Linked DNA regions of Homo sapiens: all the other regions are linked to region 3. Evidence: chromatin loops called from intact Hi-C (ENCODE). Cell type or tissue: mammary epithelial cell. All regions are shown on one strand.

Region 1 (8,000 bases), 530 kb before region 3:
TAATGAATGGATACATAAAATGTGATACGTTGATATAATGAAATATTATTCAACCATATAAAGGAACAAAAAACGAATACATGCTACAACATGGACGACTCTCTAAAATATTATACTAAGTAAAGGAAGTCAAACACAAAAGACCACGTTATATGATTCCATTTATATGAAATGTCCAGAGCAGGCAAAACTATTGGAGTCAGCAAGTAGATTAGCGGTTGCCTAGGGCTGCTGGGATTAGAGAAAAATGGGAGCGTAACTGCTAAAAGGTACTGGGTTTTTTTTTAAGTGATAATAATATTATTAAATTGATTGTGGTGATGATTGCACAACCTTGTGAATATAATAAAACCACTGAATTGTATATTTTTTAAAAGGGTGAATTTGACATTTTAATTATATCTCAATAAAGCTGTTACCAAAAAGAATGTATTGCAGAAAATAAGTGAGCTGGTGAATAATTGTTATTTAAACACCTTTGATTCTTTGGAAGGAGATTACTGTGGAGTACAGACAATCGTAATCTCAGCTTCCTCACATTTTCAACACTTTGCAAAACTCATAGCAATGCCATTTATAAACATAAGAAATGAGAAGATAAGGACTTTTTTATGCAGTTAATATGGCCTTTTGATTCTGTATAAAGCATGCCTACAAGAAGTAAATGAAGTTAATGACCACTTATTGTCTGCAGGAAGTGTTCAATACTGATTATGTTAAAATAACAATGTCTTTTTTTGGCAGACAGTTTTAGTATGGCAACAAAGAATATGAACCTCTATTTACCAGATTGAATCATTCAGTTAGCTTAGTTAAACTTTATAGCTAACATCCTATTAGATTCACTGGAATTTGGTACTATTTATTGATTCAAAAATATTTATTTTTAATATTTTATTTTATTTCAACAGTTTTTAGGAAACAGGTGGTTTCTGGGTACACGGATAAGTTCTTCGGTGGTGATTTCTGAGATTTTGTTGCACCCATCACCCTGAGACCCAATAATGTGTCAAAGAAACTACTAAACACAAAGTTTAGGTTCAAAAGACTCGTGCTCTTCTGGAAATGTATTTTCCTATTTATTTGCTTCCTTGTTACATGTTAGAGGAGGAAGATTGATAATTCTTCCCATCTAATGAACTCAGAGCCAATAAAGCATTGTTGCTTTCATGGAATTACGTTGGGACATTTAACTGAAGACAAGCCACTTTCTTGGAAACATAGAACGTTTGTCTGGCTGCTGGAGGACCTGTAGTCTACTTGATAAAAAGTAAAGGTGACTGTCCCTGGAGGCAAATATATGGACCAGGAGGTGTCTATGTTTACAACAAAATGCAAATACTACCAAGACTCTCTTCCTTTTTGTGAAATGTAGCTTGATCTCATTATGAAAGATAAAATGTGACTTTATGAAACTGTATAATATATTCCCACTTTGGTAAATGAAAAGTAAATTTGACAAGAAGAATATCTTCCACAATATTAAAAGTTGTGATATAGGAGTAGCAGAATTACAGGTGATTTTAAAACTCGTACAGCAGATTTCAGTTACTTTTCACATCCTCCCTTCTCTAGAACAATACCTGGGGAAGAGGAGGGAAGACATTTTCAAAGCTCAAGAGTTTCTCATTCATTCATTTATACACTGGTGCTTTTTGAGCAGGTTCTGCACCACGCACAATGACAGGCCCCAGACAGGCCCCGGGGGGCACACTGGACGTCAGTCTTCCTGTCACTTAATTTGGAGTTTCTTTAATACATAGACTTCACCATTTTTACTTTATACAAAGTTCCAGCCACACAAGTGTGTTCTTGTCCTTGATTGCTCTGTGATAGGTGTGTGTGGGGCGGGGAAGGCAGAGCTGTCCAGGGGTTGAGAGTCATTGAGTTCAAAAACACTTGAAACAGTAAGTTTCATGTTATTCTTGACTTAAGGTATCATCGACTTACACAAGTGTATTGAAAGATTTTCCTTCGCATGCTTTCATTTATATACAAAACCAAATTATCACATTGAATGCTATATTTTATGTATAAGATAAATATACATATTATATATGTAATATGTATACATAAAGTATATGTATTACATATATACATTTACTCACATATGTAAATATATATGTTTTCTGTAATCATGAGCTGAAGAGCAGTAACTGGGAGAAAAATGTAAATATCACACACTGACCATTCTGAGAGTACGGCAAAATACCTTTTGTATGTGTGTGTGTATATACATATATGTGTGTATATATACATATATACATATATATGTGTGTGTATATACATATATGTGTGTATTATATATACATATGTATAATACACACATATATATACACACACAGACACACACACAGAAGGGTGTATATATATATTTACACACACACACACACACAGTCTGCAGAAATATATATTTAATGGGAATTTTGAGTCAAAGAGATAGTGACTAAATTAAGCATATTGGCAGTTTGAAAATAACACCTATGGCTGGGTGCGTTGACTCATGCCTGTAATCCCAGCACTTTGGGAGGCCAAGGCGGGTGGATCACCTGAGGTCAGGAGTTCAAGACCAGCCTGGCCAACATGGTGAAACCCCATCTCTATTAAAAATACAAAAACCAACTAGCCATAGTGGCAGGCGCCTGTAATCCCAGCTACTTGGGAGGTTGAAGCAGGAGAATCGCTTGAACCCAGGAGGTGGAGGTTACAGTGAGCCGATATCTGGCCACTGCACTCCAGCCTGGGTGACAAGAGCAAAACTCCATCTCAAAAAATAATAATAATAACACCTATGAAAATTAAGAGTAAATATTCTTAAAGTTTATTTTATTCTTATACTGTTTGCATTTACATGTGAGCATCTGACTGTAACTTGAACATCAAAATTATGTTTGGAGAATTCACTTTACTAATGAACAGTTCTTAACAAATGACCATGTGAGACTCAACTCTGGCTCTAGCCTCCAGCTGCTTCTTAGCCAAATATTTTTGAGTCTGGAAAGATGACTGGAAATTACATCAAAACAACATTTTGCATGGATTATCTGATACGTCCTTATTTTTGGCCAGACCAAAAATACTGTCAAAAGAGACTGCTATTTCTTCTTTTCACCCTGACAGAAACATGAAAACTATGATCAAAGTTTTCACTGAAGGGTCCCATGTAATGTTCTGTGCTTTGTTTTTCAGCAAAAGACTGCTTTATAGTAGTTTGAATTTAGGTTAACATTTGAGATCTGGTTTTCTTTCTTGGCTGAGGTAGTTCAGCTCTCCTTTGTTTGTTTAAAAGGAAACATCAACTTTCCAATTTACTCTCTAAAATTGGTTTTTGTAGTTCCCTGCTGGACTGGAAAGGCACCATCTGTTTTAATAATACTGAAGTGAAAGGGGGAAAGTTTGTGAAATGGAAGTCAACTGGGAGTGCTCTTAGTCATCACAGCTCCACTTGGAGAAGAATCCACTGTTAAGTTCATGAATTTACGTTAAACCCTGGTCAACCCAGGTAGTGTAACAATCAACACAGACTTCCATGTTCTGGCAAGGGACAGTCAGTGAGAAAATTTTACATACTGGCAAACCAGCAGCAAAAATAATCAAAATATCAGGCAGGGAAGAAAAAAAAAAACGTAAACATGTACGAAGAAAACTTCAGCTGTGAAAGAAATACGATATTTAAGTTGACTAAAATCTTTCCTTTTTCCTTTAATTCATAAACTTCACCATTTTTGCCCCTCCCTCCCTCACTGCCTTCCTTCCTTCCTTCCTTTCTTTCTTCCTTCCTCCCTTCCTTCTTCCTTTCTTTCTTTTTTTGGACATTTACATATTATTAGATTTGTTCAGGTTTTGATCATTACTGGAAGATGAGAAATTCTTGCCTCCAAGCCCAAATAATGCTAACCCTTATTCTCTGGACATTTGACAGCAGAATTTCCTTATCCTGACACTGAAACAAAGATTCTATTTCTCAGCATTGAAAGGTCTGCCTACAACTCATCTGTTCATTGGTTGATGGATGGACTGATTTGTTCTTACCTGGAACTGATTATTTAGTAACTAAACTACACACATACAAACACACACACACAACAAATGCACATACATACAAACAAAAATTAAAAAACCACACACACTTAAACACATACAACACACATGCATACATAACACACACAAATATACACACACGTATCTGGGAGGTCCCAACCTTCCAGGGGGAAACTGTCTCATGCTGCTTAAAGCTTCCACAGGCCGCACCTGCTGTTCCAATTTGCCCCTCTCTCCAGTGGTTTGAAAGGTAAGCTGCAAATAAATGAGCACTATGTATAGCTGACCTTGCTTAGAGTGGCATTTTAATGCATTTGACTACACCTGCCTCTAATTTCAGTGTTGATATTTTAATGCAATCCAACAAATTTCTAGGAGTGAATTTGCAAAATTTAAGCAAGTATTGCAAGATGAGCTGGGAACAAGCAGGTGCTCTTCTGTAAAAATATACATGGGGCCGCTGCCGGCACTGATTTCCTTAGCATGTTATCAAATGCCCTGCTGTAGCAACAGTCTTTTTCTGTTTTCTTCTGATGCTTAACTGGAGGATGATTCAATCGTAGACCAAGAAACCGTGGTTGAATTACAACATTCAAAACAGCCCGTGTGTAATGGCTCAGAGCTCCTCTGGATGGATCTTGCATCTCTAAGCTAAATGCAAGTTCACAGATTCCTAAAAATACCCCCTGATGTGAGTCATCCTGTTCCAAAGAGCTCTGAAGAATGTTTTCCACAGAAGTGGCGAGGCACAGCCCCAGGGTGTGGAGCTCTCGTCTGAGTTATGTAGGCAACTTGCGTCAGCCACATACTATGTTATAGTCTCCATATTCCCTGGCGCTGAGCGTGGATAGCTGGAATGATCTGTTGAAATACAAACCTCTGCAGCAGCTTCAACTCTGCCTCCCATGCAACTTCCCCAAACAAAATGGATCTGTGTCAAAGGAGAGGTGCGCAGGTCACTCAAGGTGTGCTTTCTATCAAAGGGTTTTTTTCAAGAAAGAAACCCAAAGCCAGAAATAAACATGGTAGCCTTGGGCTTTAAGGAAAAAACAAAACAGACAAACAAACAGACAAAAAAAAAACCTGTCTTTCTTAAAGCTTCCCCATTTTCAGACTCTCACACTGAAAGTTGAGAGATAGTTTTGCCTCCTCCGTGAGGTGGGTGGAGGGTGCTGTGAGAGAGGGAATCTCAAGCTGGCCCAGATCAGCTGTGGAATAGATGCACTGAGAAGATGCTGAGGTTTCCACATAGATGCCCCCTTCTGTCACAAGTGCAGACTCTGAAGACGCAGTTGGCCTGGGCCCCATTGCTCTGCTGTCTCCAGGAGTCATTAGTGGCACTTTATCAGAGGATCCTGGATGAAAGGAGAAATCAAATCATTTTCTAAGAGTGGGACTTCAGGCATGTGAGCCTGTGTTTTAAGAGAGAATAACTCTTTTAATGCTCCGGAAACTGCACAGCTGGAAGACTGCGGCTCAATGTACACATGTGGATAGCACAGTTGCCTTGGGTCTTTCTTCAAAATAATAGGATATAAATTATACACGAGGAAAACAAGAGAGGGTTGGTGCTGATTATCAGCTTGGACAATCAATCATACACTTTAAATTTGAAAATAAAATATTTAGGGGCACATGGCTTCATTGACTCTAATAAAAGTGTTTTATCCTCTGATTCTCACAGAAAATCTCTAGAATCTTGCTCTTTTAAGAATTCATTATTCCCTTGTTTCCAAATAGGAGCTTACCAACTATACAATAATTTTTTAAAAACAATTTAAAAGTCATATGTAATTTAGAAATTTGTCAGATTACTACCTCGTAGTCTAAGCAGCAGTTACAAGGTTATCTAGAGACTGTTTCAGAATCTTTAGTTTTTGAGCCCTATTAAAAGAAACATATTCCTTACTTTATAAAGACATAAATGGTCAAGCAATTTTAAAAAGCAACCAACTAATACTTTATTAAAATTCATACAAAAATTTACCATCTTAACCATTTAATTTGAACAACTCAGAGCCATGTAGTACAAGCACAGTGCCGCACCAATGTCATCACTCTCTGGTTCCTGAATGTTTTCATCCCTCCGGAAGGAAACCCCACACACATTAAGCTGTCACTCCCCATTCTCTCCTCTCTGCAGACTCTAGCAACTCTCAATTTGCTTTCTGTCTGTGTGGATTTGCCTATTCCCGCGATTTTATCTAAATGGAGTCAGATGGTGTGTGGCTTTGTTTACTTAGCATGACGTTTTCCAAGTTCATCCATGTGGGAGCGCATGTTAGTGTTTTTCTCCTTTTTATGCCTAAATCATATTCCATTGTATGGGTGGACCATGTTGGGTTTATCCATTCAATCGTGGATGGGTATTTGGTTTATTTCTACCTTTTGGCTATTATGAATAATGTCGCTATGATTATTCATACACAAGCTTTTGTTTGAACACCTGTTTTCAGTTTTGGGGGGTATATACCTTGGGGTGGAATTGCTTCGTCATAGGGTAATTCTACCTTTAGCTTTCTGAGAAACCAACAACCGTTTTTTCACAGTGGATACAGTGGTTTCACCATAGTCCTTTCCCACCAGCAATGTGTGAGGGTTCCAGTTTTTCCTCATTTCCAGCAATACTTGTTATGTTCATTAAAAAAAAAATAGTTACTATAGCCACCCTAGTGGGTACGGGGTGGAATCGCATTGCGGTAACTCATTATTAAAATGCAATCTGAAGCAGCACCGGAATTACTGTGCACAGAGTGAGGTAAACTAGCAGGCTCATTCTATTTTCTATTTTTCTTTTTGTCCCATAAGAATATTTAGGCCTATTCTAACAAAATGGCCCAACTCTCCACTTTTTGCAGAGGCAGATGACATTTAATCTATAGCCATGTGTGTCTGATTGAATACACCATCTCCCACTACTCTTGTAATGGCAGATTTCTTGGAAGGAGTGGTTATTTACATTCTGGTCCTCCCCATTCCCACCCCTGGCTATTTCTTGACTAACGCTGATGTTCTACTTTATCTACACCAGAGAGACATTTCCTGCAAAGGTCCTCATGCTACCTTGGTCCCTCCATCTAGTCTCCTATGTTGAGTCCTTCTGCTCCTTGGCCTGCACCAGGCTGACCCTGCTGGCCTGCAGTTCTCAGAACATGCACTTCTCTTAGCATTCATGGCCTGCTACTCTTCTGATTCTTGGGGGTTTTCTTCTTCTGATCCTTATGTGCCCATCCTGACCACTTATCAGCTGTCCCTGCTACCCAGTGACATCTTTCCTTCTCCTTCCCTAAGTGCAGGGATGATTGTTCTCCTTAATGCACACTCTCCTTAAAGAATCTTGTATGCTTTTTTTGCTTTGTTGTTTTGGAGGTGTGTGTGTGTATATGTGTTTGTATGAGTGTGCACCCGTGTGTGTGCATGTGTGTACATGAGCATGAGTATGTGCATGTGTGTGCATGTTTATGTGTGTACATGCATGTGGGTGTGGTGCATGTATGTATGTGTGTTTATGTGGTGCATGTATGTGTGTATATGAGCATGATGAGTGCGTACATATATGTATGTGTGTGCACGAGCATGTTTATGTGTACATGCATGTGTGTGGGTGTGGCGTATGTATGTATGAGTGTGTATATGTGTGTGAGTATGTGTGTATGGGGTGTGTGTGATTAGTAATTCATCTACTTATCAATATTGAGAAATTAGTGTCATCTTTTAGGCCTTCGTTTCCATCCCCAAATCTAATCAGTTTTCAAATTTTCTGATTCTGTTGCCTTTCAGATTCCAATTCTGCCTTTTCTGATTCTAAATGCTTCTCAGATCCTAGGAAGTAGGAGAGAATCAAGTGATGGGGTGAAAAGAGTCAAGACATATTGAAAAAGATGTTAGGAAACAACAGGTAACTTTTGTTACTCCCAGCATGGCCAGTGATCAGCACTTCTGTTCAGTGTGGTTGCACG
Region 2 (8,000 bases), 100 kb before region 3:
CTAACACCACTCAGCTTGTAAGTCAGAAATCAGCCTCGAAACCTAGACAGTATAACCCCAGCACTTGCAAACCTGCCCACCATCCCACCACACTCCATGGCCTAACAGGATGAACTGTGCCTCTCAGCAGAAATTTCATGGACCCTGGAACTGGAGCATGGAATCAAATCACATAGCTTTACCTGGGAGTTGGAGGGAGGCCTCCTGTAGCATCTAGGTCTCATAAAAATTTTATAAATATGGGCAGACCAGGGAGTATTTCATCAACTGGACCAGTATCAAGGCTTCCAAAGAGATCCCAGTATCATTCCTAACCAACCATGTGAACACGTGCATGTTACTAGCCTCTCTGAATCTCAGTAACTCACCTATAAAATGAGAATGAGAATATCTCACTCCTAGAGTCCTGGGAGATTGGAAGACATCATCTACATGAAATGCTTACAGAAAGCATGACAGGAAATGCTTTACATTGGTTTTTCTTGACAATTCTTGATCTTTAAGTTTGTTTTATTTTATTTTATTTATTTTTTGGAATGGAGTCTTGCTCTGTCACCCAGGCTGGAGTGCAGTGGCACCATCTCAGCTCACTGCAACCTCTACCTCCCAGGCTCAAGCGATTCTCGTGCCTCAGCGTCCCAAGTAGCTGGGATGACAAGCATGTGCCACCATATCTGGCTATTGATCTTTAACTTCTAAATCCCCACCAGCCTGGATAAACTCACATCACCATTTTGCCTAAATCTGCTAGTTTAATAGGCCCCAACTGTTAATACAAACAGAAAATAACTGCATGCTGTAGTATTGTCTGATTTCTGTGGTGTAAATTTGAAGCTACTAATGACTATGATAAGAATATTTACACCATGGAAATTGGCCAACACTACAAATCAGAGTTGTTTGTGTTATTTTGTTTCATTTTGTTTTGTTTTTTTTACCAAAATACCACTTTTCTTTTTTGTTTTTTAACTAGAACCTTCATCACCAGTTCATCTGTCAATTCATTAAATATTTATTGAGAAAATACTATTCCTGGACTTGAGCATAGACCAGTAAATAGGAGAGGTAGGGCTCTGCCTTCATGGAGCCTACATTTTAGTGAAAGGTGACAAATCATAAACAAGTAAATCAGTGAACTTGACAATTTCAAATTTCAATACAAGGTAAGAAGAAAATAAAGCAAGTGTAGAGTGTGACTTGGGGAGGAGAGGCCATCACTCGGGGGCTATAAGGAAAGGCACGTCTAAGAAGGTGACACTTGAATAGAGCAGAGGATGGCAGGGAGGAGGATGGCAGGGAGCCAGCCACAGGAAGAACCGGGGCAAGAAAATTCCCGGCAGGAGCACATGCATGCAGAGGCTCTGAGGCAGGAGGAGACATAGCTGAGCCTGGAAATGCAGCTAGCATGCCACTGCCAGATGAACACAGGGCATAGCTGTGTGACGATGCTGGCAAGACAGGAAGGAGAGCCCACCCTGACAGGGCCTTGCAGGCCACACCGGGTGGTGCTTGAGTGTCACCAGCAGGTGCATCTGCAGCTCCAGCTAAGGCTGGATGAGGCAAGTGCTGGAAGAGATGGGGGGCTTCCTAACATGCTCCCATCTGAACCCTTGCTCTCACCTAATAGAACCCTACTCTGTTCTCATTATCAGCTTTAGTGGTATCAAGTCCAGGACCAAGGCAAGCACTTCCCCAGATATAACACCAATAGAGGTTGTCCATGGAACCAAATGATCTCCAAACTGAATCAAATGAGCTAGGAGACAATTGATCTTGAACAAGAGACAAGAGAAGTTTGGATATCTGCTACCAGCAGGCACTCTGATACAATATTTTGATTATGAGGTCATGTTGTACAACAACCAATTTCTCTAACTTGACAGGTACCAGATGCACACACTTGAGTTGTGTTGATAGAAGCTCAGCTGTATCCAGTGACTTGTGACAGGTATCTGTTTCCTTCTTTATTTCAATTGCATCCTTGCCCTGTTTCAGAACCCCGTCTAATACCTACAATCATACTCAAGAAATACAACGTCGGGCAAGTGATTCAACACTGCTATTCCTCAGGTTCCTCATCTATAAAATGGGCTAATAATATAATAGTACATGCTGGAGTGGGCAGTATGAGGCCTGGATAAATTGATTTGATGCTTTTACAAGCCCTTAGAGCCATACCTGACACAGAGTTAAGGGTCCAATAAATATCAACTAATTAATTGATTGCTAATCAACACCTCTCCATCTGCTCTTTATGGAACTTTGCTCTAGAAAAAAAAAAAAAGCAATCACAGAATTCAGGAGCCTGAATAACCTGTACAGGCTGAGCACCTCAAGTCTGAAAATCTGACATCCAAAATGCTCCAAAATTTGAAATTTTTTGAATGCCGACATGAGGCTGAAAGGAAATTCTTATTTGGAGCATTTCAGATTTTGGATTTTTGAATTTGTGATGCTCAACTGATAAGTATAATGCAAATATTCCAAAATCCAAGATGATGCATTGGAATGAGGAAGAAAACAGATATCTGTCACAAATCACGGGACACAGCGGGGCTTTCATCAACCTGTCCCCCTACCTGCGGCTGTGAAAATCTGAAATGCTCCAAAAAAATTCATGATCCAAAACTCTTCTGGTCCTAAGCACTATGAATAAGGGATACTCAACCGTCCTATTGTTTAGCCACCTTCTGCCCTTGACTGGCGAAAGTGTCCAGGGCAGGGGACTAAGATTTTCTTCCGGAAGCTCCCTAGGAAGCTCTTCATGTAATTCTTATTTCCTCCTGCTCAGTCCTCTACAGAGAAGGGCAGAAGATCAAAGCCAGTTTGGTTTGCTCAAGGACAGGTGGTTCTTACTCTCTAGCAACACAGTCCCAGGGCCCTAAGCCTTCTGGTCAACCACTCTTCATTATTTTTGCCACTTTCTCCGGAAAAGTTGGGTTTCTTTGCATCCTTTTTGAAATATGTTACAGAGACATGAGCGCAACCCATGCCCTTGGACAGAGGTGTCCTGTCAAGAAGGCCCCATCTCTGGGTCTAGGCCCTGTGTGCCACTGAGGTCCCTGTAAAGCCCTTCTTTCCCAGCCCATCTGTCTGGGGTCACTTCTGGCCCCAAGCTCTTTTCTTCCAATATTTGTACCTAACAAGCCTTTTTTTTCTTGCATTTGTACTGTTTGAATTTCATCAAGCATATAATTGTGTTTGTTCCAATGGTAAAAATAATATTTTACTATTTACCTACTTTTTTCAAAGGGCATAGGTTCTCTAAATACTAAGTGGTAGGCAGTGTGCTGAGGGCTGGGGCTGCCAAGGTGAGTCAGAGAAACCCCTGAGTGTGCTGTGCTACCTGCCCGGTGCAGGAAACAGATATCCGAACAGACGATGGGAAAGAAGTGGGTTCTGTGAAGGTGAACAAATGTCCAGGAGGGACATGGGAGGCTGCCTCCAGGGCTGATCTAAACAGACCCCCACGCCTACCCCAGGTTTTCTGGGGGTTTTACTGCTGCTGCCGCTGATGTGAAAGGCGGTCCGTGATGTTGGTGCTCTCCCTTCCCCTCTCTTCCATCCTTCCCAGAACTCTGTGCCTTGGGCCAGGCAAGCTCAACCTTAAAGAGCGGAGGAAGAGGTGAGAAAGAATGAATGAATATTGGCCGGGTGCGGTGGCTCACGCCTGTAATCCCAGCACTTTGGGAGACCGAGGCTGGTGGGCCACCTGAGGTCAGGAGTTGGAGACCAGCCTGGCCAACATGGTGAAGCCCGTCTCTACTAAGAATACAAAAATTAGCCAGACATGATGGCACAGCCTGTAATCCCAGCTACTCAGGATTCTGAAGCAGGAGAATCGCTTGAACCCGGGAGGGAGGTGGAGGTTGCAGTGAGCCAAGATCGTGCCACTGCACTTCAGCCTGGGCAACAGAGCGAGACTGTCTGAAAAAAAAGAAAAAGAAAAAGAAAAAAAAGAATGAATGAATCTACTTCTTCTTCTGTTAAGACAAAAAGGCCCCTAATATTTTTCCAGAGGAAGAGATAGAAGAGGTAATAGCAGCTGAGAGCACCTAGAAAAAAACAGCACTTCCCAGCTGTAGCTCTCTCCAGTGAAAACGCTGAACTCAGAACAAGCATTGTGAAGTCGCAGGCGAGAGAGGCCAGCTCAGGAGGGCCCCCTGACCGCCCCAACAGACCCCACTCACAATCTCTGCTGCACATCTGCCCATGGAACAATGGCACTCCGAGCTCCTGCTCCAGATCCTCATCTTCAGCTAACAAATCAGAAAGATGAACGTCCACGGGCAACGCAGAAAACATCATAGAGATCCCTACCCAGGTTTGTCCTCTTGCTCAAAGAAAGAAGGTCGTGCATTCAGGACAAGTAACGACTTGCTGTAGCTTATCTCCTTCAATCCCAAATAGTTCTCATAGTTGGCTGAGAGAGGAGAGACCAGCCGCCTGTAATACCATCTATGATGCCTGCTCCCTTCTCTCCCTTCCAACATTTCTCCTTGACAACCCCACACCAAGAATAAACAGACGGGAAGGCAAAGATGAGCTACAAAGTTTTGAGCAACAAAGCAGGTCAAGTGGGGAATGAATACTCCCCAGCAAAACACAGAGGATCCGATTCAAGAGTTCATTGTGAATATAAGCACATAGGTTAAGCCTGCATACACCGAAAATAAAAATAACCATGCCTGATTTCAAGACTGAGACAGAAGAAAAAAATTACTCAGATAGATACGGTGGTCATCTTCACAGCCTTTTGAGCTAGCCAATATTCACTTCAATTGCCTGAGGTTTGCAGTAACTCGCTTTGGGTTCTAAAAGACACAGTGGGCTCACTGTCCCCCTTTGGGTGTCCCTCTCTGCACAGATAAACCAGCGGCACGCGGAGGGCATGAGATAGAAGCCTGTCCACAAGGGAGGAATTATCTTTTACAGGCAATCTGGGAGCACCATTGAAAAATGCTCTTCTGTGATGAAATTATGAATGCTTTCACATCAAACAAAAATGTATTGTCTAAACCCTGGGTGAATATTGGATGTCATTTTTTTTTCTGCTCAGCATTTTGATATAACTATGCAATAATCTCCAAGTAATTTCATGTTTACATACACCAGGTGACACACGGCATATGTGAAATTATGGCACTTAGGAATATTAAAGGCATCTAATGCATAATGAAAACCGTATATTGAAGAATAATTTTTCTTCTACAGTTTTATAAGCAGTTGACAAAAAGCTGACAGGAGAAATTCTTCCAATAATGGAAGTACTCTCAGGTTTAATTCTCTTATAACAATTCTATTATGCATAAAGTAAGACGGAAGAAGTCATTGGCTTATGATCTAAAGGAAAGCATAATCGCAAAACTATTGCAATCAATGCTGTTGAAAATAATTCTGCAGATAAAAATTTAATAATTTTATATGAAGATACACTGAATTACAATTTTAGGTCAAGTTGATCTTTCAAAGACAGACTGACTACCTTTTTGAACAAAAAAGACTATGCCACGTGGTATAGTTTATGTCTACCCTTTGTCTAAGGAAGCAAAATACATTTGAACAATTATTTAATTGAATCTACTTAACATCATTGATTATTTACACCTAAAATAACTGCTAGCTAAATATCAGGATTTCTGTCTTAAAATTGTCCAGATCATTTCCTCAGATCTCCAAAATGTTTTGCTAATAATACATGCCTAAATAAATATACCTAATTAAGCAAAACAATGCGGATTTGGTTCATTAATCCTCTTCATCAACAAGGTCATTTATTAAACACCTATTTTGTGCTAGCCATTAAAGGAAGCTCGTGCTAATGAGCCTTTCTCCTGATAAAAAGTGAAGAGTTTGGAAGAGGCAGACCATGTTTTCCGCAGCCTAGGCCACACCACGTCACTTTTTTTTTTTTTTTTTGAGATGGAGTCTTGCTCTGTCCCCCAGGCTGGAGTGCAGTGGCATGATCTCGGCTCACTGCAAGCTCCGCCTCCCAGGTTCACGCCTTTCTCCTGCCTCAGCCTCTTGAGTAGCTGGGACTACCGACCCGCCACTATGCCTGGCTAATTTTTTGTATTTTCAGTAGAGACGGGGTTTCACCATGTTAGCCAGGATGGTCTCGATCTCCTGACCTCGTGATCCACCTGCCTTGGCCTCACAAAGTGCTGGGATTACAGGCGTTAGCCACTGCACCCGGCCTTCTTTTTTCTTGAGATGGAGTCTCACTCTGCTGGAGTGCAATGGCACGATCTCTGCTCACTGCAGCCTCTGCCTCCCTCCTCAGTAGCTGTGACTACAAGCAATTCAGCTGCGTCAGCCTTCCAAGTAGCTGGGACTGCAGGCGCATGCCACCATGCCTGGCTGATTTTTGTATTTTTTGTAGAGACGGGGTTTCATCATGTTGTCCAGGCTGGTCTCGAACTCCTGACTTCAAATGATCAGCCCGCCTCGGCCTCCCAAAGTGCTGGGATTACAGGCGTGAGCCAGCGTGACTGAGCCCACATCACTCTTTAAGCCTTGCTTCCTCTGCCCAGTTAGACAGCCCACCTCTGCCCACACAGCCCACCTTGTCTCAACTTCTATCCTTATTTGGTCCATTACATTTTCGGGTGCAAGTTCTGCTTCACAGGCAGCAAAATGTGCTAAAATCCTTCCAGGCACAGAGGGAACATCAGCTCCTTCATGAGCTCTTCCCTGATGTGGGTCATCCATGGTTCATTGTTTCGAGGAGCTTAAAAGACTGACATGTGTCCACGTGTGCTAAAAATGGAAACGCCTGAGCTACATGACATTTAAAGGAAACGGGCAGAAGCACGTGCAGGTTATTCTCCACCGTCACCGCCCAGCCCCGTTCTCTGCCTGCTTGGCCCTGGAAGGTGGCAGCTGAACGAGTTTGGCTTAGTGAAGACAGTAGAGATGTCTGGGAGGGAGGAGCGACTTCAGGTTTTCTTGCCCTGTGCCCTCCCTGCTTGGGCACCGCCTCATGGCGATAACAGGGTTCCTCCTGGGTTCCTCGAACCCGGTGGCCTTTCTCAGGGTGCTGTTTCTGGCTGGGCTCCTTCACTAACGCATGTCTTTACGTTGCCCTGGGTCCTGGGGTGCTGTGGCTCCCCATTTGCTGGTCTCTGGGGTCTCACTGTGTCTTTATCACGTCCACCAGCAGGAGACACTGGAGCCAGGTCTAGTGTATTGAGATATTTTTAAAGTAGTTTGAATGACATCTCATGATTTTTATTTGTTCTTAGAGGTCTTCCAAAAGGCAAAGAAAAAGAATACATTTTTTTTTTTTTTTTTTTTTGGCCAGGTGTGGTGGGCTCATGACTATGATCCTAGCACTTTGGGAGGCCAAGGCAGGCACATCGTTTGAGCCCAGGAGTTCAAGACCCACCTGAGCAACAGAGTGAAACCCTGTCTCTACGAATACTTTAAAAATGAGCCAGGCGTGGTGGCACTCACCAGTGGTCCCAGCTACTCAAGAAGTGGAGGTGAAAGGATCACTTAAGCCCAGTGGTCGAGACTGCAAAGAGCCATGATCATGCCATTGCACTCCAGCCTGGGCAACAGAGTGAGGCCCTGTTTCAAAAAAAAAAATACCATTTTTGTAACACAATAAAACATTTAATCTTTTCATTGTCATATAAGTCCATTGGATTCTGTTTTAAAAATTACCATTTTTATAACAGAACAAAATGTATTTAATCTTCTAATTGTCATATAAGTTCATTGAGTTCTGTTATAAAATCAAGATACATTACGGAATCTTTGAGGTCTTATTTTTCCCCTGTCTTAAAATGTTTCATTATTTTTTAATCTGAGGGATTATATCATTATCACTCATCCTTACTCAGCGATTATTCCCAATAATGCTAAAAAATACTAAAATAATGGGAGATGGAGGCGATATGGAAGGCCTACGAGGTGATGCAAATGCCAAACAAGTAATAGTTTCCAGTTTTCTTCTTCCAGTTTCCAAACGATTGCACAATCTTCCGAGAAGATTC
Region 3 (8,000 bases):
AAAAAAACCAACAACAAACAACAACAACAAACAAAAAAACAAAAAACAGACTAGTAGATTCTTTTCAAATAGCTTTTTTTTTTGCTCTGTGTATTTGCACAGCCAAAAAAAGAAAGCAAAAGAAACACCTCCATTCACTCGTTGCACGCGTGACTATCTTGCAGCAATAGAAAAGTCCTACAAGGGACTTCTCAAAACACATCCTAGTCTGCTAAAACATTCTACACCAAAAACCACATCAAAAAATATCCTAGGGGCCGGGCGCAGTGGCTCACACCTGTAATCTCAGCACTTTGGGAGGTGGAGGCTGGTGGATTTCTTGAGGTCAGAAGTTTGAGACCAGCCTGGCCAACATGGCGAAACCCCATCTCTACTAAAAATACAAAAATTATCCAGGCATGGTGGCAGATGCCTATAATCCCAGCTAGCTACTTGGGAGGCTGAGGCAGGAGAATCACTTCAATCCGGGAGGCGGAGGTTGCAGTGAGCCGAGATAGCTCTGCTGCACTCCAGCCTGGGCAACACAGCGAGACTCCGTCTCAAAAATAAATAAATAAATAAATAAATAAATAAATAATAAATAAACAGACTATACTTACCCTGTGGATTGAACTACTTCTGGATCATCCAAGAGTGTTTGCATTCAGGATCCTCGAATGTTCTGTGCATGAAAAATGAATCTAGTCATTGTGTTTTAAGTGCTTCAGTGAATCTGGCCAACGAGACAAAGTCAAGTGGCCAGAGCTTGTGTCATTTAAGAAAAAGCAGGTGACCAAGGCTCCCCTTCGGGGAGTGCCCCATATGTCCTGGCAGGGCTGGAGGGGAGGGGAGGAAACCATCAGCGACAGAGACAACGGGCTGTGGAAACCAGGCCGCTGGCCCTGGGAGTCAGCTCCCTTGAGCTTGAATTCTGATTTTTGGACTTTACCAGCTGTGTGATTTGGGGAAGATTTCCTAACTTCTCTAAGTGTTGGTTTCCCTCACATATAAATCAGAAATAATAACAGATTTGAGAGGAACATATTTTAATTTCAACAGCAGCAATTTCTCTCCAACCTCATGAGTCACCAGAGGACTTTGTGTGGCTTGATCATTGTGGTGTGCGTTCTTGTAGTGGCTTAAGCCTTAGAACAAACGCTTACTCCTCAAATGCCGGCAGATTTGTAAAATCAACGCCCTGTGTCTACTCCAAAATGCAGTTGATGTGAATGCAAACTGATGTCACTTTTAAAGCAAATTTGAGAAAATATACAGAAAGCCTTAAAAACGTATGTGTTCTGTCTTCCAGCATTTCTAATCCCAGCCTTCCCCATGAGCAATGGGGATAGTCACTATAAACCGGGTATGCATTCATACATTGTTTTCATACAATTATGTAGACCTTACAATTAAAGAAATAGATATTAATTCATTGATATAGATAATATACAGGCTACATTCTTAGAAGAATTAAAACAGTATGATAGACACCATTCTACCTTGATAAATTAAAGATGTGTGTGACTGTGAAAATAGACAGCTAGATGCCCCGTGAGCACCCCAGGTGTCCCGGCAGGGACTGGAGGGGAGGAAAACATCAGAGACAGAGATGACGAGCTATGGAAACCAGGTCCCTGGCCTTGGGATTCAACTCCCTGAAGCTTGAATTCTGATTTTGGAATTTACCAGCTGTGCGATTTGGGGGAAGATTTCCTAACTTCTCTACATGTGGGTTTCCCTCACATACAAATCTGAAATAATAACAGATTAGACAGGAAGATATTTAAATTTCAACAGCAGTGATTCAACCTCATTTCTCTCCAACCTTCGGTGTCAATAATGAAGGTATGAGGCATGAGTAAATAAACTGGACACAAAACCACTGATCTAGAAGCCTCTGTTGAAAACTCTCCTGACAGTGACCTACACAACGGCCATGTGACAACACAACAGAACCTGAGTGTTAACAAGCAGAACCCAGAACCCAGTGTCCTTTGGGATCTAGGGTTATGCTGTTACCTTCATCTGCAATTTCCCTTAGAAGAGGAGTCAGTGTACCTTCATTTGTATTAATAGAATTTATCAAGATACTTTGCACATTGTAAATACTTATGTATTTACTACTTAAAAAAAATCAGTTATCTGCGTTTTGAAGTTGCTTCAGAATTGTTCATGTCCTTTCTTGGTATCCCTGACTTTCTACAACTTGTACTTACTCAGAAATGCTTGGTACATATTTGCTGATATATCAGTGTGGTTGACTTTTTCTTTCCTCTCCAGCTGGGAACAAATTGATAGGTGTATATAGGTTGAGTATTGCTTATCCAAAATGCTTGGCACCCAAGTGTTTCAGATTTCAGATTTTTTTGGATTTGGGAATATTTACATCATAAACGTACCATTTGAGCATTCCAAATCTGAAAATCCAAAGCCCGAAATGCTCCAATGAGCATTTCTTTTGAGCATCATGTCGGCACTCAAAGTGTTTCAGATTTTGGAGCATTTTTTATTTCATAGTTTTGGATTTGAGATGCCTAACCTGTACTATCTTCTAATTATTATCATAAACAGGTGAATGAAGCTCTCAAAAGTCTGCCATACATATTGACTAAGAAGGCCCAAGCCAATGGCCTTTGTGACCGGAATTTCAGCACGGTTTATTTCTACATTAAGGAGAAGAACTTGAATTACCAGTAATTTTTTTTTAAGTCCTGCCTCCTTCCAGAATTTGAAGAATACAACGAGAGTTTCTTTCTTTCTTTCTTCTTTCTTTTTTTTTTTTTTTTTTACAAAGAAGTGTGTGGTCTGTAAGCTGCACTCTTTTAACAAGGGCTGAGCCCCAAGGAGCCCTTGGATGCATCCCACGTGATTTAGAGGAGGAAATTGGTCGCGGTCTTTGGAGCAGCCATGCCCGTGAGGCCCGGAGATGGGGCAGGATCACCTTCAGAGGGAGCAGCTCCCTGGCGGGCATGACCACCACAACTAGGGGAAATGTCAGCAGAGAAGATAAGTTGAGGACTCAGTGCAGAACAGCTTAGGGAGCCAAGAAAGCTGTCAGTGGATGGTGGAGGGAGGGTTGTGGTCTTTGGGGGGCTGGTTAAAGACTTAAATCCCCGAGATTTCCACGGGAACTGTGGCCGAGGCATTCCCTCCAGTGCCCACACTGCACTTGGAAGCTTCTCCCCACTAGGCAAGCGGAAGTTGTCCTGAGTGAGAGGGTGATGAGCTGAGTTAGGAAACTGATTCCTAAATACTCAGAGTCCCCTCCTCTGTTCTACATAGGCATCTCTGAATAGATGATTTTTGACATTTGACAAAATTGATGGCAGAGAGACAGGAGCTGAGTGATTGGTGCAGCGTTTCTCTGCACCCAAAACGTCATAGTACATGTGTCCTGAAATGTGTGGGCATCTCATCCACAGGGAAACGTTCGAAGTCACAGCTGCACCTATGCCTTTTATAGAATGACTTTCTACCCCAGCCCCTGCAGGTTAGCAAGCCTTCTGGAAACTAACTCTGACACCGCACCATTTTAGAGAATGTTTTTCACCTCTTAATAATAATCATAGTAACTCTCTCATGGGGCCCTTCCCCACACAGTTCTGCATGCTGAGTTCACTGAAATGGTCTGGCCCTGTCACTGCAGGTCATGGTATTTTCCTGCTAGGAGTTTCGGTTTCTGTTACAGACTGTGTGTGCCTGAGGTTTGCTTCTCTTGGCTGCTCTTCCACAGTGGAATGTTCTTTTTGAAATCGATGACTTTCAAGGTGATCATTACGTGCCAGAGACCCCTGTGAGCTCCTTCAGAACACCAAATTTGGACTCTCCCCAGCTCCCGAGCTGGCTGTCAAGGGTGTGAGCTGACAGTTGAGATGATTAAGCCAACTGACATCATGCCAGGAAATGCCACAATTTAGAAATTCATGTCAATGCCCACTCCTCATTCTATGAGGAAGGCCATGTGCAGTTTGCCAGAAATACTATTGAGAGGCACTAAATAACTAGCACTGATGAGTCTCTATTAAAATAAGATAACTTACTATACATTTCTTAACATATTTATGTTTACACAGGAAAAGCAAAACCATTTGACATTAGTTAAGACTTTAATTTTACTCTTTGAGCAAAGCAAGCTATATAACTAAGCTAAAAGGAAGGCAAAGACAATTTGCAAATATAAAATTGCTTTAAGGAGTCAACGTAGAGAATGATGCTATTAAGATTATCATCAGAATTCAATTACAATTTCACTCATTTTTAGTTATGAAGAAGGAACACATCCAGAAGTGCTGTGCTCGCCAACTGTTTAATATTAATTAGTGAAAACGGTGTTTCCTGATTTAGCCATGAAAGTTAGTAAAGCATTTCATTTCAAATAAATTTTTATTGAAAGCAAATTTTAAAACTACCTGGGGTTGTGTTCAGCAAGGCTTGGGAATTTGAACTTTTTCACATGTGAAAGTTTAAACCTTTTTCTTTTCCCTGTTGTGTGCAAAAATCTCCTTTTGTTTGTCCTCCTGTGGAAATCGTTACTTTCACCCATATATGGCTCCAAAAATATAAACCATCTTAGAGAGGCTGTTGAAATTATTCACTCTTGGCCTAGAGCTAATTGTGGCTTTTCACTCCTAACAGTATCTTATGAGAAAGTTGTAAGTGAAATTAGGGTCAAAATGCACATATGAAAGCCGTGTAGCATTCTCAGAAAAACCACACATGGGCTGTTTTTTCTGTTGTTTTTTTTTTTTTTTTTTTTTGAATATCTGTTTATCAAAAAGCTGCCCATGGTGATTCAGAGCCACATTTTTCCTCTGTGTGTATATACTGGAGAACTTTGACCACGCTTGCTGATTTCAAAGCAAGGCAATATCTTTTCAATGACATCAGCTTCCACTCCCTGTACCGGGAACTCACCGTTCTCTGAACTGAAAGTTGGGAGCTGGTGCCAAAGGTTGTCTCACCTGTGACTGCATTTCCTGTAAGCCCAGTTCACCCTGGCGTGGGCCTGGCCGATTCAGATAATGACACACACCTCTCCAGTTCTCACAAGCAACAGCCCCAAGACTAACTCTTCAGTCATCTCCAGACTATGACCCAGGCCATGGAGAGCAGCCACACCTGGAGAGGAGCCTGCCCTTGCTCTCCTGGGCTGTGCTGTCACTGGCAGTGAGAGTAGAACTGTCTTCCCTTCAGAATCACTGAATGATCAATAAAAAACTCTCAGCAGGGCGCAGTGGCTCACGCCTGTAATCCCAGCACTTTGGGAGGCCGAGGCGGGTGGATCACAAGGTCAGGAGATTGAGACCATCCTGGCTAACACGGTGAAACCCCGTCGCTACTAAAAATACAAAAAATTAGCCGAGTGTGGTGGCAGATTCCTGTAGTCCCAGCTACTCAGGAGGCTGAGGCAGGAGAATGGCGTGAACCCGGCAGGCGGAGCTTGCAGTGATCCCAGATCGCGCCACTGCACTCCAGCCTGGGCGACAGAGGGAGACTCCGTCTCAAAAAAAAAAAAACAACACTCTGACCCTTGTGGGCAGGAAGTGAGCCTTATAGGTTAACACGTGTGTGTGCCACAGCCAGAAGCCCCCGTGCCGACCCCTCTTCATGACATGGTTGGGGCTGCAGCTCCTAGGGACACAAACACATGAGATTCGGGGCCACAGGAGACCCCTACAGTGAAATGACAAAATGCCTCCCTGTGCAGCTCAGGCAGTGGACACCGTGTGATAAGAAATGGAAATAAAACCACCGTGTTTTTTTCTGTCCTGTAGCAGGAGGGTAGGTGCCTGCAAGCTTGTGCATTTCAGAAAGGGTGAATGACAGTGGATTCAAATTATCTCAAGGTGTTAATCCCCCATTTACATTGTGCTTCTACTGTATTGACAGACTCCTCTAGTAAGTATAAGGAAAAATTATCTCCTGGGATTCAAAGGACCAGCCTGCTCAGAAAACGGAGGAGATAAAGAATTACACACAGACACAGACAGATACACATACAAACACACACAGACCATACACACATACACACATGTAGATATGCAGGCAGACACACAGAGAGACTCACAGACACACATGCGTACACATAGACACACAGACACACATACAAACACACACAGACCATACACACATGCATACATGCACATATGCAGCAGACACACAGAGAGACCCACAGAAACACATGAATACACATAGACACAAAGACACACATACAAACACACACAGACCATACACACATACACACATGCAGATATGCAGGCAGACACACAGAGAGACGCCTACAGAGAGACTCACAGACACACATGTGTATACACAGACACACAGACATATACAAACGCACACAGAGCATACACACACACACGCAGATATGCAGGCAGACACACAAAGAGACTCACAGACATACATGTATACATACAGACACACATATACACATACATGCACACAGAGACACACAGAGACACACACGGACATACACATATATACACATGTACATACACAGATATACATACACACGTATACACATGCAGATATATAGGCAGACACATGGAGAGACACACACAGACACACATACATACACAGACATACACGCATGTACACACAGACACTGGGATATATAAGTACATATAGACACTGTAGAATGATCTTAACCATTCCTCTCTTCCTCCAGTAACTCACATTTCTAGGTGACTCTGATTTTCTTTAGCTTTAAACGAAAAAGCAAAATGCTTTCTATAATACCTCTTTGTTTGAAAGTATATTTTTAAAAAGATTCTGAATGGAAGATATTTTTTTCAAGTCCTCTCATCTTTTACTTTTCCGCTGGTGATATCCTCACTGAGTCCATTTGGACAAAGACCGTGGAGAAGCCATTGGGCGTGACACCCGGCGTGGAGCCTGCCCTTTCAGAGCAGGTCAGAGCCAAAATAGACAGCAAAGGAGAACTAAATCCAGGTTGAACAATGCTGGCCCAAAAATAGCAACAGCGTTTATGAGCACAGCAGCAGGAAAGGCTGCTAATCATTTGCCAGGATCTTTTATTTGGGTTTGTCACTATTGAGCGACACTGGGGACTTGAGGCCCCTGTCGAGCACACAAGTCCAGAATTCCAAATAAGAGACTCTAATAATAATATCTGGTGCAGAACCGTCCTTCCATAGAGAACTAAGGAGCCAGCGCCTCCCGTGCTCCCCAGGAGCTGGCAGGAGGGTTTCCTGAGCATCTGCTCTGCAGGGGCATCCCACCAGGCTCTGGCATGAATCCTCCATTCACCCTCACAGCTCCTGTTCGTAGCTTTCAGTGCTCCATGCTACCAATGAGGAAACTGAGGCCCAGAGAGTAAGACGGCCCAAGGCCACGCAGCTGGAAAGCTCTTCCTGTCACACCACGGATCTCGAGTGTTCTGTGCAGTAGGGAAACCTTAGACACTCTTCACTGCAGAGGGTGGTGCAGCCGAAAGTGTAGATCGCAGGGTAACTCTCCCAGAGCACAGCCACCGAGTGCAGGAGGCATGCAGAAGGGACGGAGAAGCATCCCCTCAGGGATGGGTGGACAGAAGTGGCTCTCCCAGGTGGCCTGATCTCTGTGGAAGGCAACACTCTCATCAGCAAAGGCAGCCAGCAGGACAGTCAGTCCACATAAACAACCAGCCAGAAGGAGAGAAGTGACTTTACAGCTCTTGACCGCACTGCGGGCTGGGATGCAGACGGATACGGCTGGAGCTATGGGATGTTATAGGGACGCAGAGCTAAGTAAGTCTGCAGGGGGCTTGAGGTTTGGCAATTCACAGCCAAGATTCCAAACCAAGGGAGGCTGCCTGGAGGGATGAGGTCTTAAAATGGGAAGTGAAAGCAGTGTGCAGGCATCCATCAATCTATGGCAGGAGGATTATTCTCCTGAAGCACAGAGCAGACTGGCAGAGAGAGGGCCTGGAAGGGAGGACCAGCTAGCTGGAGACAACTGCAGAACGCAATTATCGGTCTGATTTGAACTGAAGCAGGAAATGGCAACCCTAGTTGATATCT

The links. Peaks named below come from ENCODE experiments on the same cell type or tissue, not always from the same donor. Only the 100,000 strongest peaks of a DNase experiment are listed, where the experiment ranks them.
Region 1: it touches region 3 in a loop (10-fold over the local background); 6 of 110 quality-filtered maps call a loop at or near these places.
Region 2: a loop joins it to region 3, with 5 times the contacts of the local background. A loop is called at or near these places in 15 of 110 quality-filtered maps.

What each region holds. Positions count from the first base shown.
Region 1 is chr10:4,341,448-4,349,447 of GRCh38, reverse strand. No RefSeq gene overlaps it. Among named protein-coding and RNA genes, the nearest start is that of LINC00703, 39 kb to the left of the region's middle. RefSeq lists an enhancer at 4,170-5,369. In mammary epithelial cell, no CTCF peak of the experiment used is centred here; a DNase peak (open chromatin) is centred at 4,747; H3K27ac peaks cover 2,625 bases.
Region 2 is chr10:3,908,367-3,916,366 of GRCh38, reverse strand. It overlaps LINC02660 (long intergenic non-protein coding RNA 2660), which reads right to left and starts at 4,344. Exons shown (of 3, transcript NR_183984.1): 1 at 4,321-4,344. RefSeq lists a silencer at 6,604-6,823. In mammary epithelial cell, no CTCF peak of the experiment used is centred here; a DNase peak (open chromatin) is centred at 4,446; H3K4me3 peaks cover 750 bases; H3K27ac peaks cover 1,913 bases.
Region 3 is chr10:3,807,234-3,815,233 of GRCh38, reverse strand. It overlaps LOC105376364 (a long non-coding RNA gene), which reads right to left. Exons shown (of 2, transcript XR_930580.3): 2 at 6,717-7,558. Among named protein-coding and RNA genes, the nearest start is that of LINC02639, 23 kb to the left of the region's middle. RefSeq lists enhancers at 3,190-3,349, 3,650-3,899, 4,187-5,386, 5,514-5,839, 3,563-5,839 and a cis regulatory region at 4,774-5,119. In mammary epithelial cell, no CTCF peak of the experiment used is centred here; DNase peaks (open chromatin) are centred at 3,743 and 4,923; H3K27ac peaks cover 6,367 bases.